Linked DNA regions of Homo sapiens: region 2 is linked to region 1. The links are chromatin loops, found by intact Hi-C in ENCODE. Cell type or tissue: GM12878. All regions are shown on one strand. Each heading gives the region's core, and the rest is flanking DNA. Links, peaks and the distances in the headings are about the cores only.

Region 1 (8,356 bases), core at 324-8,323:
TTGACTTGTACACTTAAAAAGAGTTAAGATAGTAACTTTTATGTTACATATATTTTATGACAACGAAAAATGGAAGTTTAGTGACAAGAATTGTTTAGGGAGAAGAAAAAAGTTTAGTAAGAAAAAATGTACATTTTCCAAGATTCTTAAATTTCTAGATTAATGGAAGACAATTGTATTCCTCACATCTGCTTCTGTTTTCAATCTGCTCAACTGGAGTGTATGAAGATATTTTGGCTTCCTATAGACACATTGTTGGAAAGAAACGGGGCGAACATTTAATCAGACTTTTCAGTTAATTGTGAATTTTTGAATTAATATTGTACAAAAAGTTAAGTGGTATTTTTTTAAAGATTAATTGCTGCTTGGAGTCTGGAACCATATCAGTGAAGTTTTGGTATTCTGTTATGCTAAAATCTCTTGGTCTCTCTTCAAATTTGAGTGGTTCTTTCACCCATGCCTGATTTCGTAACGTGAATTAGTTATCTAAAAGTATCAGTTCCCTAACTTATGCAGATTTTACAAATATTGACACATTTCATTGTATAATAGTAAAACTCATGTTCACCTATTTAACCATGAATCTGATCAGAAAAGTCCTTAAGTTTTGGGAAAGTGTCAAACACGATGTTAGATACAAGTTTCCTATCATTCTAGGTTTTTTGTTTGTTTGTTTTTTGAGAGCTCAAATTTTATCATTGGCAATATTGTGAGTAGTTTCCCTTGAAGTGGCAGATTTACTCTGTTGATTTAGTTCTTCACAAAAGAACGATATTCCATTCAAAAAAAAAAAAAAAAAAGCAGCTAGTTTAGCTCAATAAAACTAGTCACACAACTGTTTTTCCTTGAAATAATAATTACACTTCAGTTTACAGCAGAAATCCTTTATACATGTTTTTCATTAATCCAAAGCATATTAAAAATGTACTCATGTCAATATTTAATGAAAGTGAATAATATTTTACTGATTAATCAAAGACATTCTTAGTGAAAATGACTTTTTTTTTAACAGTGTGTACATTGTGATGAAGACTATAATGGCTGCTCATATTATTTGGTAACACTTCCTTGATTCTTGCTAAGATGTCAGTGGTTTTCCCCACTATTACTTTTGCACAATTAGTAAAAATTCCAAGATGCCAACACAGTGAAAAGGGCAAATGACATCTTGACATTGTTATGATATTTGTATATTTGTTTTGAGATCGCCAAAACCCTGAAAATGTCTCAGGGACCCCCCAGAGTTCCACAGACCACACTTTGAGAAAAGTGATCTAGGCTTTAAAGAGGGCAGATTGAGTATGCATTATATCCCTTTGCTTATTTGGCAAATTCCACTAAATAACAGAAAAGTGTTTCTTAGGAATGTATTAAAAATGTCAAAGAGAATAGGAAAGGATACAACAATAATATTGTTTTGGAAGCTGGAGATGGATGAATGATGACAGCTGATGTCACAGATTAGAGAGAGCTAAAGCTTAAGCCAGAGTGGAGAAAGTGGAGAAGTCATCTTTTTATCAATGAGCTCCAAAAGAGTTCAAGAAAGGCAAACTTGTGAACATCTTTAGGTTAAAACATGAGGACTAATGAAAAGCACTTTTAAATTTTATTGCATATCCCAGATTCCTTTTCTCACACCATCTATGTATGTGATTACCTAAGCAGAAGCCAGATTTATTTTCTAGGAGAGTAAAATGGTAGATCCCTGGAGCAGGGGGTATCAGAAACAGGGACTATCAGGGTGAAGATTAATGTGCTAAAAACAGGGTATTGAATGTATATCTATTTAATGAATGCTTAGATTTTCTTCAGCTTCTAAAATGCTTCCATCTAGGTCTATAATCTACAAGGAAGAAAAATAAATGAACTGTCAAAGGGAACCTGTCAAGTCGCATAGGAAAGGGGCAAGATTCAGACTTCTTCAGTGGTTCTCCAAGTGAAAAGGGCCAGTCAGATTGCCCAACTATGAGGCTCATGATATACAAGTTTCTAATCAGATTTTTATTAGCCTATAATTAAATTATATCATTTGGGTAAAATTCTCACTGTCTTTATTTAAATAGTTGAAAAAATTCATGAGTGAAGTCTGGAGTTTACTGTCTTGGAATGTTTTTAATTATGAATGCAATTCTCTTAAAATACATAAGATGATTGAGTTTATATGTTTCTATTCTGTCAGCTTTGTTTTGTTTTTCAAATGAATATTCTATTTCAGTAAATTTTTTGGCATAAAATTGGCATTGCTCACTTATCTTTTCATATCTGAAAGATATGTGTTCATTTCCACTTTTCATTTTCAACATTGCTAGCTCTCTCTTTTTTTCTCTTTCATTAAACAGCCTTGATAGCATTTCGTGAATTTTATTGATATTTCCAAAGAACAAATTCATGTGGTTATTGATTTTCTTTCATATATATTTTTTCCTTTTTATGATCTCTGGCCTTATCTTTCCTAATACTCTCTTTGGGTTTAATATACTGCCCTTTTTTAGCTTATTGAGATGAGAGACTGGATAATTCATTTTATTCTGTCTCCTTTTAGGATGTGACATTTAAGTAACTCTAAGCCCCAATTTGCCTGAATATCATAAGTTCTAATTATCATTCAGATTATTTATTTATTCATTATTAGATGATTCAAAATATCTTTGAATTTCATAGTTACTTCCTCTTTGATCCATGGTTTATTGAAATATGCACCAATTAATTTACTGACATCTGAGTACTTTTTAGTTACTAGTTCTGCTATTGATCTTCTGAAAATTCCCATCCTTTGCAAGTTTTTGAGGCTACTATGTGACTCAAGATGTGGTCAGCTTTAGCAAGTGATATGTTGGCTCTGAAAATAATATTGCATCTGCCATTGCTGGGCAAAGTGAATGTATATTATCTATACATTATATCTGTATTCATATCTATATCTATCTGCCTACTTATCTATGACGGTTAAATTATACAACCCTTTTTTTTCTCTGTCTATAGCTTGTAGATGCCAGATTGTGGAATTTAACCTCCATAATCACATGAGTCAATTCCTTATAATATAAACCTTCCCCCCTCCACCGTCTCCTGCTCTCTCTTTCTCCTGCTTTCGCTCTTTCTCCTGTTCTCTCTCTCTCTCTCTGTGTGTGTGCATGTGTATGTGTGTGTGTGTGTGATTTTTTGTGGGAAATTTTCAAAAATGGAATTAAAAAATAAAAGCTATAAACTTTATTTCCAAACATAAGCTCCATTAAGGTCAAGAAACTTTGGTAAGCAATGATACCAGCCATTTAGTCAATTTCCAAAGAACCGAGGGCCCTGGGAATTTAACTATGTCAATGAGGTCTTTTTTACATTATCAACTGAAGAAAAAATAGGTGCCCTTTACAGATTTTTTAAGATTAAGAAACAAAGAGAAGTCAGAAGGAGCTAAATCATGACTGTAGAGTGGGCACCTAATGATTTCAAATTGAAACTCTCACAAAATTCCCCTTGTTTGGTGAGAGAAGGGAGCAGGAGCAATGTTGTAATGGGGAAGGAGTCTGTGGTGGAGCTTTCCCAAGAGGTTTTCTTCTGCTAAAGTTTTGGCTGAGTTTCTCAAAAGACTCTCAAAACAAGCAGATGTTATTATTATTTGGAACTCCAGAAAGTCAACAAGCAAAATGCCTTGAACCTCTCAAAAGGCTGTTGCCATGACCTTTGCTCTTGACCAGTCCACTTTTGCTTTGACTGGACCACAACTTCCACCTCTTTGTAGCTATTGCTTTGATTGCTCTGTCTTCAGGATGATATTGGTAAAACCATGTTTTATCTCCTGCTACAGTTCTTCAAAGAGGTGCTTCATGATTTTGATCCCAGGTTTTAAACATTTTCATTGAAAGCTCTGCTCTTGTCTGCTCAGGATGCAATGGTTTTGGCATCCATTGAGTGGAAATGTTTTTTAACTTTAATTTTTTAGTCAGAATTGTGTAAGCTGAACCAATTTACATATCTATGGTGTTGGTTATTGTTTCTGCTGTGAATCCTTGGTCCTCTTCAGTTAAGGGCTTTTCTTCCTGGAAAATGGATGTGGATAGTCTGCTGCTGCAGGCTTCATCTTCAACATCATTTATCCCTCCTTAAAATGAGTTATACATTTGTAAACTGATAATTTCTTAGGGGCATTGGTCCCATAAACCTTTCATAAAACATCAAGGATTTCACCATTTTTTCACCCAAGCCTCGCCATAAATTTGATGCTTGTTCTTGCTTCCATATTAGCAGAATTCATGTTGCTCTAGTAGGGGCTCTTTTCAAACTGGCGTCTTATACTTCTTAGTGCCTCAAACTAGACTTTGTTTGGATATGTCACAAAAAGTTATTAAAAATTTATTCTCATCTAAAACTTTGAAATGTATGCATGGTTTTCTCTTAATATACATTTTTTGATGAACTTTTTGGATAGATTATAGATCTATCCAAAAATGAATAGATTAGATGGATAGATAGATAGATATCAAATAGGTCAATTGGGTCAAATTTTTAACTGTGCTGTTCATCATATCTTTATATCATTAACAATTTTTTCTCATTTTTCAACATGTCTTGTGATAGACAGTAGGTGTTAAAGCCCACCATGATGACCACTTTTACTTTTTGTTCTGTCAATTTTTTCTTTCGGCGGAAGGAGTGTAATCCTCTAATGGAAGAATAATATTTTTAAAATAAGGGCTTAAGTTTTATATATATAATATATATCATATATTATATATTATACATAATATATGTACTATTATATGATATATATTAATATGTGTATGTATATTGTTATTTATATTATATATTATTTATACTATATTAATATTATATTACATTATGTATTATACATAATATAGTGAGAGTGCAGTAAATTTTCCTAAACTGGACCCACCTATTTACCAAGCACTCAACTCAGTAAACCACACTGCCAGCATTCCAGAAGGTCTTTTCAGGCCCACTTCAAACAATTTAACTTCTGTCTCTTCAAGGTACCCACCATGCTGATTTTCATCACCAAAGATGTATTTTGTTTGTCTGTTAACTTTCTATAAATGAAATTATAAATACATATTTATTTATGTCTGGCATTTTTGTGCAACATTAAGTGCACCAGTTTTTCTATAATGAGTTTTACTGTATGTAGTTGTACTTTGTTCATATTCCTTGACATATAGTATTCAGTATTCTACTTTGTGAGTCTCCACAATACAAGTGTACATTTCTATCTTCCTTCATAGAAACATTTGTCCTTATTTCATAGAAAATATGAGGAAGTTTTACTGTAGTGTTTTTATTTTTTAAATCTCACTGTAAATATCAGTTCAATAGTAGAAGGTAGGATAAGTTGAAGGAAGAGAGATGCATTAATCAAAGTGGTGAAGAAGTGCCTTGACTACAGTCCCAGCTACTTGGGAGGCTGAGGCAGGAGAGTAGCTTAAACCCAAGAGACAGAGGTTGAGGTGAGCTGCGATCGTGCCACTGCACTCCAGCCTGGGTGACTGAGTGAGACTCCGTCTCAAAAAAAAGAAAAGAAAAGAAAAGAAGAAGAAAAAAAACAGTATCAAATAATTCCTCTGGACAGTGGTAGAAAACAACATATTTTGTCACAATATTTTTCTCCTTTGGAAAAAAAAAAAAAATCCCTGGTTTTTCTTGTAGTTTTGATTTCATGATGAACTATGACTTGATAGGAAAGTAAGGCTTTTATATTTCACCCTAGCAACGTTTTTTGTTTGTTTGTTTTTTTGTTTTGTTTTGTTTTTTTGAGATGGAGTTTCGCTCTTGTTACCCAGGCTGGAGTGCAATGGCACAATCTCTGCTCACTGCAACCTCCGCCTCCCGGGTTCAAGTGATTCTCCTCAGCCTCCTGAGTAGCTGGGATTACAGGCATGTGCCACCATGCCCAGCTAAATTTGCATTTTTAGTAGAGACGAGGGTTTCTCCATGTTGGTCAGGCTGGTCTCAAACTCCCGACCTCAGGTGATCCACCCGCCTTGGCCTCCCAAAGTGCGGGGATTACAGGCGTGAGTCACGGCTCCCAGCCACCCTAGAAACATTTTTAAAAATCCTGGAGATAATTTATTCGTATAATTTACAAAACTGTATTGAACCTATATTATATGTTAGGAACTTAGCTACAGCATTTTTAAAGATGAATAAAACATAATACAATTCAGATTCTTCATGTAGGAATAACAATCTAAAGGCCTGCAGAGCCAACAGTTTAGTATTGAGCATACTGCTGTGAGGTTTCCCAAAGAAGGTTATAACTAAGCTGGGTGTTGAAAGAGGAGCAGAAGTTTTGCAGGCAGAAAGACAGAAAATGGCATTCAATAAAGAATATCATATGCATGTCAAAGCATGTGTCATCAGTTTGTAATAGTCAGCTAGAAGAGGTCAGAATCTCAAGCTTACTGGAATCACTAATGTGGTTTGAGAGAAATGAGACAGAACCAAATTGCAAAGGGATTTGTCTACATGACATAATAAAAAGCTAGAACTGTATCTTCTAAGTAATGCAAGTCCACTATTAAGTAGAAGAATAAAGCTATCTTTATAGTTTCATTTACATTTCTATTTCTTAACTCTTCTAAGTCTAAACTTTTATTTTGTGTTTTCATTGGCTTTTATTCATATTAGTCAGCTACACATTTTTAAAGCAACTAAGTAGTCATTTCCCAGCCCTGTGATACTTAGGCATAGGACATGGGACCAGTAAAAGAGAGATGGGAAACATGCAGTTAGAAAATTAGAACCTGAGTCAGAACCAACCTTCATTCCTCCCTATCCTCCTCCCAACCACCCACCCTCCTTTCCTCACTTTTCTTTTCTTTTCCTCCTCCTCCTCCCTCCCTCCTTTCCTTCCTTCCTTCTTCCTTCCTTCCTTCCTTCCTTCCTTCCTTCCTTCCTTCCTCCCTCCCTTCCTCCCTCCCTCCCTCTCTCCCTTCCGTCCTTCCTTCCTTCCTTCCTCCGTTTGTTTTTTTCTCTCTCTCTCCCTCTCCCTCTTTCCTTCCTTGCTTTCTTACCACAAATATCTATTCCAGGCATTCTATATTGCCAGTCAACGTTTTATACATCTGTAATCCAGAAGTTATCTTTTGATAAAGGGGAACAAAAAATAAATAATGGGTAAATATATGATTGATCTAGTTCCAGTTTAATGCCTGAAACAAGTATAATCTCTGTGTAACATTTAGATTGAGGCTTTTGGAGTAAACTGACCTTTCATTCAGTTCCATTTTTACCACAATCATGTGACCACAAGCACATTACTTAAACTGTCTGGATGGAATTCAGTGTCCCAATTTATATAAGGGTGAATCTTTACTTAATATATATGTTTGGATATTAAATAATGTAATATTTTAACATGTCTGATATATAAGTACACATGTTACTTATTAAAATACATTTATTATGTATTTATTGAATAATTCTGAGTAGACTATGAAGAAAACTAGAAAGTTTGCTTTATTGAAAATTAAGAAAATGAAAAAGCTTGAAGAAAAAAAGATTTCCACAAAGAAAAAACACTTTTTACAAACTTTTGCCATTCTCGATTTTTACATTTCTATTTCTTCCTCTTCTTTAAACTTTTATTCTCAGTCTTTTCATTGGTTTTTCTTCATATTAGGGAATTTAGCAACAATACCATGTGTTACAAGTCCCCCTAAAACTCAGAGACTTATCAATGTATACTTTTATTTTACAATTACTGAGTTATCTCACTCTTAGATAAATGAAGTGATTTATTTTGTTTAAGTATTAGAAAACCAGAACTTGATTAGTCAATTAGAAGTGGCAAATATCTTCAATAAATTTTTGATTGCATCACTGACACTTTTCAATTATTTCTACTGTGTTTTTTAAAACTCTGAGAGGCATGAGCAAAATAATACTATTTCAGCATTAACTAAAATTCTAGTTCACACACTCATCTTTAGTAACCACACTGTCCAACAATACATTGAAAAAGTGATTCACTATAACCCAGATCAATAAAGTCATTAATCACTTCTTCTCTATAGGACAGATGATAAATCAGCCTATTGCACAAGGGAAAATTTGACCCCTTGTTTTCCTAGAAGTTTAATATATGTATTAAATATATTTAATATATTACACATTAAGTTTATATATAATACCTTTGTTATATTAATTCTTTAATATCCACTGACTAGATAAGCCATTTTATATCACTGAGATTTTATATTTTATTCCTTTTTTTACTTTTATATTCAATGCTTAGAATAATGCCTTCTACAGTGTAAATACTATTTTTAAATGAATGAATTGCCAATAATTTGTGTAATTAACATGTATTGAAAGCCATTCATCTATGTAACAAAAGCCATTG
Region 2 (8,356 bases), core at 301-8,300, 64 kb before region 1:
TCAATTTTCTTTAAAAAATCAACACAATGGTGATACCAAAATATGATCAGAAAATTAAAATTAAAAAATTACAGACCAATTTATATCATGAAGAGAAATGACAAAATCATTTTAAAATGTAGAAAAATAAATGTACTAATATGTATAAAAGTATGACATAAAAATCGAGTTTCAAATGTGAGTTAGTTTAAAATAAAATTGAAAACAATGTGATTCTCCAAAATAACAAAAAACGAAGAAAAATCACTTGCCTGTCTTAGAAATAAAATAACTAATATTTAATACTTATTTCTGAAAAAAACTCTGGAAATTAAAAAACATTTTATTTGATAAGAAATATCTGTAAAAAGAAAGCACTGGAAGATTCATGGTTAAGGGCAAAATATTAAAAGTATTCTCTCTTTGAATAGGAACATGACAAGGATGCCCATTAAGATTGCCTTGAAAATATATTAAGAGAAATAAGGCAAGAAAAAAAAACGTAAGCCTCAGAAAGGAAAAAAAAATGATGCTCTGGTTATTTGAGATATTGAGCATATAGAAAATGCAATAGAATTTGCAAATAACAAGTAAATTTAGCAATGCCATTACATATCATAAACTATATTAAAAATTTACTTTCATTTACTAGCTGTATTAGTCTGTTCTCACACTGCCATAAATAAATACCCAAGACTGGATAACTTATAAAGGAAAGAGGTTTAATTGATTCGCAGTTCTGCATGGCTGGGGAAGCCTCAGGAAACTTGCAATCATGGCAGAAGCCCAAGGAGAAGTAGGCAACTTCTTCACAAGGTGGCAGGAGACAGAGAGTGTGTGTGTGAAGGAGGAATGGTCAAACACTTATAAAACCATCAGATCTCATGAGAACTCACTGGCTATCATGAGAACAGCATGGGGGGAAACCACCTCCATGATCCAATCACCACCTACCAGGTCCCACCCTCAGCATGTGGGAATTATGGGAATTATAATTCTAGAAGAGATTTGGGTGGAGACACAGAGCCAAACCATATCACTAGCAACAAAAAATTAGAAAATTTATTTAAAAGAAAACTATACGAAAAAACCCATAAATTTCGCCGAAAGACATATAGTGATACAATATAACAATACAATATAATTTCTATTAAGAAAATGAAATAACAATATTGAGAAAAATTTAAGAAGATCTAAATAGTTAATGTTCATGTATTGAAGACTCAGTTGTGGAAGGTTAACAATTCCCCTTGAAGTGACCTATTGATTAATGGAATTGTCACAATTACAGATTTATTTAAAGAAACTGAATATGAGTCGTGGTTCATTCTATTTGCATAAAATATATATGCATATAAAATATATATGCAAATGGAATGAGCCAAGGCACATATTCAGGAAAATACTACAAAAATAATAACAAACTTAGACAACATTTACTGCCAGATATCAAGATTTCTTTTACAGTTTAGTCATTAAAGCACTGTAGTAATGTCAAAAGACTATACAAATAATCACTGACTAGAATGGTGAATTCCAAAACAGGCCCACACACATATGGACCCTGGATTTCTGACAGAGTTGGTTCCACAGAGCAGTGGGAAAAGCAATAAATGAAACCAAAGTAGCAGGTTGTTTTCCAGCTTGGCCAACATGGTGAAACCCCTTCTCTATTAAAATTATAAAAAAAAAATTATCTGAGTGTGGTGATGGGCACCTGTAATCCCAGCTAGTTGGGAGGCTGAGGCAGGAGAATTGTATGAACCTGGGAGGTGGAGGTTGCAGTGAGCCGAGATCACATCACTGCACTCCAGTCTGCTGGGTGGGTGACCGAGTGAGACTCTGTCTCAAAAAAAAAAAATACATATATATATAAATAAATATATATATATACACATATATATGTATGTATATAAATATATATTTTTAGATATAACATTTTGTGGCTACTTTGTTTTATATAAATATAAATATATTTTTATATATATTTTTGGCTACTTTGTTTTATATAAATATATATATTATATATAATATTATATATTATATATATATATATAACAAAGTAAGTAGCCAAAAAAAATATTGAGCCCCTTCATCTACAGTCCATACAAATATCAATTCCAGGTAGATTATAGATTAATAAGTGACAAGTAAAATAATTCTGGAAAATAACATAGGCAAAAATCTTTATAATCACTGGGAAGTAATTTTTTTTTTTTGTAAAGAGGACTCTAAATATTTGGTAAATAGGCCTAATTAAAGATCTTTATTTATCCATATATTCTATTAGGAGAGTTAAAGGGCAAGTCACAAATTAGAGAAGGTATTTGCAATCATATAATTGATAAAACCTTATATCTAGAATAATAGAAATCCATATAAATTAATCAAAATAAAAAATATGTAATTACAAATGAGTAAAAAACATATACAGTAACTGGGTACTTCATAAAAGAAGATATTCAAATGGCCAAAAAGATAATGAAAAGTTGCTAGAGTCCTCATTTAGCCATATAGATATAGATTACCTCATTAATTATATGAAGCTATCAATGAGATATCACCACACACCTCTAAAATGGTGAAGTTAAAAAAAGAACCTAATTGCAGTAATATTACCTTCCATGTATGTGATGTTTGAAAAATTGGAAGCTTATCAGTGGAATAAGAACTTATTTAAGAAAAGAAAAGATGGATTGTGACTAGGTGCAAAAATGGTTGGGAGTGGAGATAGAGTTTTATTGTTTTGCATTTTTAAATCTGTTCATATTTACACTAGGATTTTATTTTGTGAAAATGCATTGAATGGAACACTCACGATTTTATGCAGTTTTTTTATATGTATGTAAAGTGTTTATTTTAAAAATCGAGGTGATAAAAGAAGAGAAATAACGGCAGTGAATTTAGATAATTCTTTCCAGAAATATTCTAAGGGGTATAGAAAATGGAATAATGGCCTAAAGAAAGTAATGCTTTTTACAGAAAACATTTTAAAAGTATACAAAATAATAACTGGCTGCACATTGATGGAAATGAAATACATGGGAAAAAATGATATGGGAGAGAGAAAGGGGAAATGTTGGATTGACCCTCCTGACCTTGAGGGAATGAGGAAATGGGATCTGGGACAGTAGAAAACACGGTTTTACATAGAAATCAGGGTATTTCCTCTATGTTATCTGTGTAGTTCACACTGCAAATCTTTCACACTCAAATGTATCTAAATCATTCTTGTAATTAAAACTTCAGTGTATATCATTCTCCAAGTAAATGGTTTTCTTGAATTTAATATCTGTTCTAAAATATACTGTTTCCAATTTGTAGTCTTAAATTAGCATCTTCCATGTTTTATGATCCTGTCTCTTAATTCTTATATTTTATATGTTTCCTTTACATTTCTACAGAGCTCTCTTTCAGACTCAATCTTTTCAACCTGTCCTCATTGAGCAGTCATTTCCTTTGCATTGATCTATGCTTTACGTAACTTTAGTTTACCCTCCCTATATACTTTGCAGCTCCAAGCTATCTACTTTGACTGATGAGATCCGAACAGAATTCCAGGTGGAGCTGCATCTTGGTATTTTAAAAAGTTAAAAATAAAATATAAAATAAAAATATATTTTTTATTTTTTCATTTATGTAAAAAGTTATGTACTTTTTACATGTTTTATTATGTAAAAACATATGTAATAACTGTTTTTTATTACGTAAAAAGTTAAAATATAAAATAAAAAAATTTTATATTATAAAATATAAAAATAATATAAAAGCATTTTGTTTATTTTCATAAAACTTTTTAAGGGTGTTCAACATTTTGTGGACCTACTTTTTCTTTTAGCATACAGTAGCACATTGAATTAGATGTGTTCAACCTAACTCAATGTGTTATTATATTGGCTTATATTATGTTCATCTTCACCCTCTTTATTTGGCCAAAAAATATTTATAGATCACTGCTCAATAAACACGCCACCATGATGTAGGGCAGTGTTTTTAAAACCTGACTATCATCTGGCAATGTATGAAGAGAGTGTTCTTGAAACTTCCCTCTCTTTTCTCAAATCCAGACAGTTGGCAGCCTCTCCATTTCCATTTTACAGGTCAGCTACTACCCCCCGTCATTGACTGCCCCATGTTTACACTTCACATTGTTTAAGATTTATCCTCTAAAACACTAATTATACTATTCAAAATGTTTACAATTTTCAAGGACTCATCAATAATAAAATCAGACAACGACAGCAGCAATGTACTTGACATTAAGAACTTCAACTTCTGATTCCTATAGATTCCATTTTGAGAGTCTCCCATCTTACAGAACTTTTTCTAGACTCTATATACTTTGTGTCTCTGCTTTTACTGCCTGTTCACCTTCTTTTTCCTGTGTAAAGAATGACACCCCTCTTTCCATTGGAGATTAGGTTTCAAAATACGAATTCTGGAGGGACATAAAGATTCAGTTGATAGCAATGCCCAAGCCCCATTTTTTTCTCTTCGCAATACTACCATTTCCATGAAGCTATTTATTCCTTTTCTACATTATTAACTACAACCACTTCTATTTCCCCTTAGCACTTTGTATATATCACAATTGTAGCGTTAGACATACTGTATAATTCATTTATTTATTTTACTAACTGTGAGTTTGTTGAGGTTAAGAATTTAAGCTCTATTTGTATGTTCTTTGTCTACCACAGTGCCAAGGAGATAGCAGCATGCTCAATAAACATTGATTGAATAAATTCATACCATGTATTTCTTGGATCTAAAACTATCTCTGGAAAAAGGAAATTAATTAATTACTCCTTACTTTTTAAATTAAACTTTGTGCTAAAAATCTTCTATTTATTTTAATTGTAGAAAGCAGAGCTATGTTGACTAGTTGCTCCTTTAATTCCATATACCACAATCCTCATACAATGACAGTAATCACAGATGATTTCTCCTCCAATTCTTAACTCTTACCCTCAAACTCCTGCAGTCATGGAATCTATATTTTATCATAAGTTATACCAATTTTCTAAGTATGGAAGGACAATTTTAGTCTGATGGTTCCTTCTACCTAATATTTCAGTAGAAATCATAAAGGCAATCAGTTTAACAGATATGATGTACTGACACAATTTACTAACATCTGCACAGTTTTTCTTGGCATTCTTTCAACTATCTTAGGCAAGTGCCACATTTACATCTATCTACAGGTAATTTGTCAAGTAGGTATATAAAAACAACTTTTCTAGAGGTCTTGATATTGGTCACAAATCTGATATAGTTAATTATTTCTATATAGGAATCATTAATGTGTTTTAATAATTTTGAAGTAGAATTGTTTTAATATTTCCCCATTAGAGAGCAAGGAAAATAATTGTTTGTTCACTGCTTTAATGCTCATCTTGGTTTGTTCAAGCTGTTATAATAGAACACTACAGACTGAGTGTCTTATAAACAACAGAAATTTATTTCCCACAGTTTTGAAGGCTGGAAAGTCCAAGATGAAGTCACTGGCAGATTTGGTGTCTGGTGTGGGCCTACTTCCTTATTCAGAGACAGCTGTCTTTTCACTGTCTTCACATAGTTGAAGAAGTGAAGGAGCTTTCTGTGTCTCTTTTTTTTTTTTTTGAGACGGAGTCTCGCTCTGTCACCCAGGCTGGAGTGCAGTGGCGTGATCTCAGCTCACTACAACCTCTGCCTCCCAGGTTCAAGCGATTCTCCTGCCTCAGCCTCCCGAGTATCTGGGACTACAGGTGCCTGCCACCACGCCCAGCTAATTTTTCTATTTTTAGTAGAAATGGTGTTTCACCATATTGGCCAGGCTGGGCTCTGTGTTTCTTTTATAAGGGCACTAATGTCATTCATGAAGGCTCTTCCCTTATTCCCTAATCACCTCCCACAGGCCTCACTTCCAAATATCATCACATTGGATAGATTGAAATATATGAATTTGGGAAAGACATAAAGATTCAGTCAATAGCAATACCCAAGCCCCATTTTTCACTGTGGTTATTGATGAATTTAATTGACTCTTGGTTATGAGAGTGTTTAAAGAGCACCTTTGTTGGGCAGATTTAAAAAGATATGTCCATTAACAGAATTAGGGTAAACTGTCCCACTGGCCTAGACTAACTGGAAAATATATACACAGGACTTATTATTTTGGTGTATATTTCCTTCTTATTTTTCTTGGTATAATGGGCTTTATATGATTATTTTATCACATCTAATATTTCATTAGTTATGACTATGGCTTACCTAAGCTGAATTCTGTTTTTCCTAAGAATTTTCATTTTTGGGCATGACTTTGGTAAGTTAAATTGTACAATTTTACCTTCTGAATATTTGCTACATAGAATTTTTCAACTTGGTATTTAATTCACCTTTGAAGTTATGATGCTTAGTAGAATATATTTCCCCCAGCCTCACGGGGCACTTTCTTTTTTTTTTTTTTTTATACTTTAAGTTATAGGGTACATGTGCACAACGTGCAGGTTAGTCACATATGTATACATGTGCCATGCTGGTGCACTGCACCCACTAACTCGTCATCTAGCATTAGGTATATCTCCCAGTGCTATCCCTCCCCCCTCCCCCCACCCCACAACAGTCCCCAGAGTCTGATATTCCCCTTCCTGTGTCCATGTGATCTCATTGTTCAATTCCCAACTATGAGTGAGAATATGCGGTGTTTGGTTTTTTGTTCTTGCGATAGTTTACTGAGAATGATGATTTCCAATTTCATCCATGTCCCTACAAAGGACATGAACTCATCATTTTTTATGGCTGCATAGTATTCCATGGTATATATGTGCCACACTTTCTTAATCCAGTCTATCATTGTTGGACATTTGGGTTGGTTCCAAGTCTTTGCTATTGTGAATAATGCCGCAAGAAACATACGTGTGCATGTGTCTTTATAGCAGCATGATTTATAGTCCTTTGGGTATATACCCAGTAATGGGATGGCTGGGTCAAGTGGTATTTCTAGTTCTAGATCCCTGAGGAATGGCCACACTGATTTCCACAATGGTTGAACTAGTTTACAGTCCCACCAACAGTGTAAAAGTGTTCCTATTTCTCCACATCCTCTCCAGCACCTGTTGTTTCCTGACTTTTTAATGATTGCCATTCTAACTGGTGTGAGATGGTATCTCATTGTGGTTTTGATTTGCATTTCTCTGATGGCCAGTGATGATGAGCATTTTTTCATGTGTTTTTTGGCTGCATTAATGTCTTCTTTTGAGAAGTGTCTGTTCATGTCCTTTGCCCACTTTTTGATGGGGTTGTTTGTTTTTTTCTTGTAAATTTGTTTGAGTTCATTGTAGATTCTGGATATTAGCCCTTAGTCAGATGAGTAGGTTGTGAAAATTTTCTCCCATTTTGTAGGTTGCCTGTTCACTCTGATGGTAGTTTCTTTTGCTGTGCAGAAGCTCTTTAGTTTAATTAGATCCCATTTGTCAATTTTGTCTTTTGTTGCCATTGCTTTTGGTGTTTTAGACATGAAGTCCTTGCCCATGTCTACTGGTACCAAAACAGAGATATAGATCAATGGAACAGAACAGAGCCCTCAGAAATAACGCCGCATATCTACAACGATCTGATCTTTGACAAACCTGAGAAAAACAAGCAATGGGGAAAGGATTCCCTATTTAATAAATGGTGCTGGGAAAACTGGCTAGCCATATGTAGAAAGCTGAAACTGGATCCCTTCCTTACACCTTATACAAAAATCAATTCAAGATGGATTAAAGACTTAAACCTTAGACCTAAAACCATAAAAACCCTAGAAGAAAACCTAGGCATTACCATTCGGGGCACTTTCTTAGGTATGCTAACTGGGTACATGATCTACAGAGGGTAACTGGATCTACATATGACACCTCTGACAACAAACATAAATGCAGGCTCTTTTCTAGTATCATCTGCTTTTCAGAGTTGCTGGAAAAGGGAAAACTTAAGTATAAATTATATTAAAGTATAAAAGGACATTTGGTTTTATATAAACTTTTGGGAAAGACAATTTCCAAGGTTGGCTTTATGAGATTACAGTATATATACTTCTATGCTACTAGCAGGCACCATGGTGTCAAAATACCATCTAAGGCTTAGTTAGTCCAGTTAAACTCTTCATTACCTAATTGCAGTTGTGATACTGAAGGGGGTCAAAATTTCTCAAAAACTCATAGTGTTTAACACTTGTCTAGACTGTTTTTATTTTGCCTCAGTTGTAGATTGCATCCATCTGACTGTATTTTGTAGTACTATTTTGAAAATTCCTTTACAATGGTCTTTTTCTTTGGCTCTTGTCCACTGTATGTTCTATATTATGATTTGTGAAAGGAAAGCATCATTCAAAATTTAGGAAATTGTTTTTTAAAAACTT

The links. Peaks named below come from ENCODE experiments on the same cell type or tissue, not always from the same donor. Only the 100,000 strongest peaks of a DNase experiment are listed, where the experiment ranks them.
Region 2: a loop joins it to region 1, with 2.0 times the contacts of the local background. A loop is called at or near these places in 1 of 110 quality-filtered maps.

Annotation. Positions count from the first base shown.
Region 1 is chr7:125,819,079-125,827,434 of GRCh38, reverse strand. No RefSeq gene overlaps it. Among named protein-coding and RNA genes, the nearest start is that of LINC02830, 670 kb to the right of the region's middle. In GM12878, for the core only: no CTCF peak of the experiment used is centred there; a DNase peak (open chromatin) is centred at 3,697.
Region 2 is chr7:125,882,883-125,891,238 of GRCh38, reverse strand. No RefSeq gene overlaps it. Among named protein-coding and RNA genes, the nearest start is that of LINC02830, 730 kb to the right of the region's middle. In GM12878, for the core only: no CTCF peak of the experiment used is centred there; no DNase peak of the experiment used is centred there.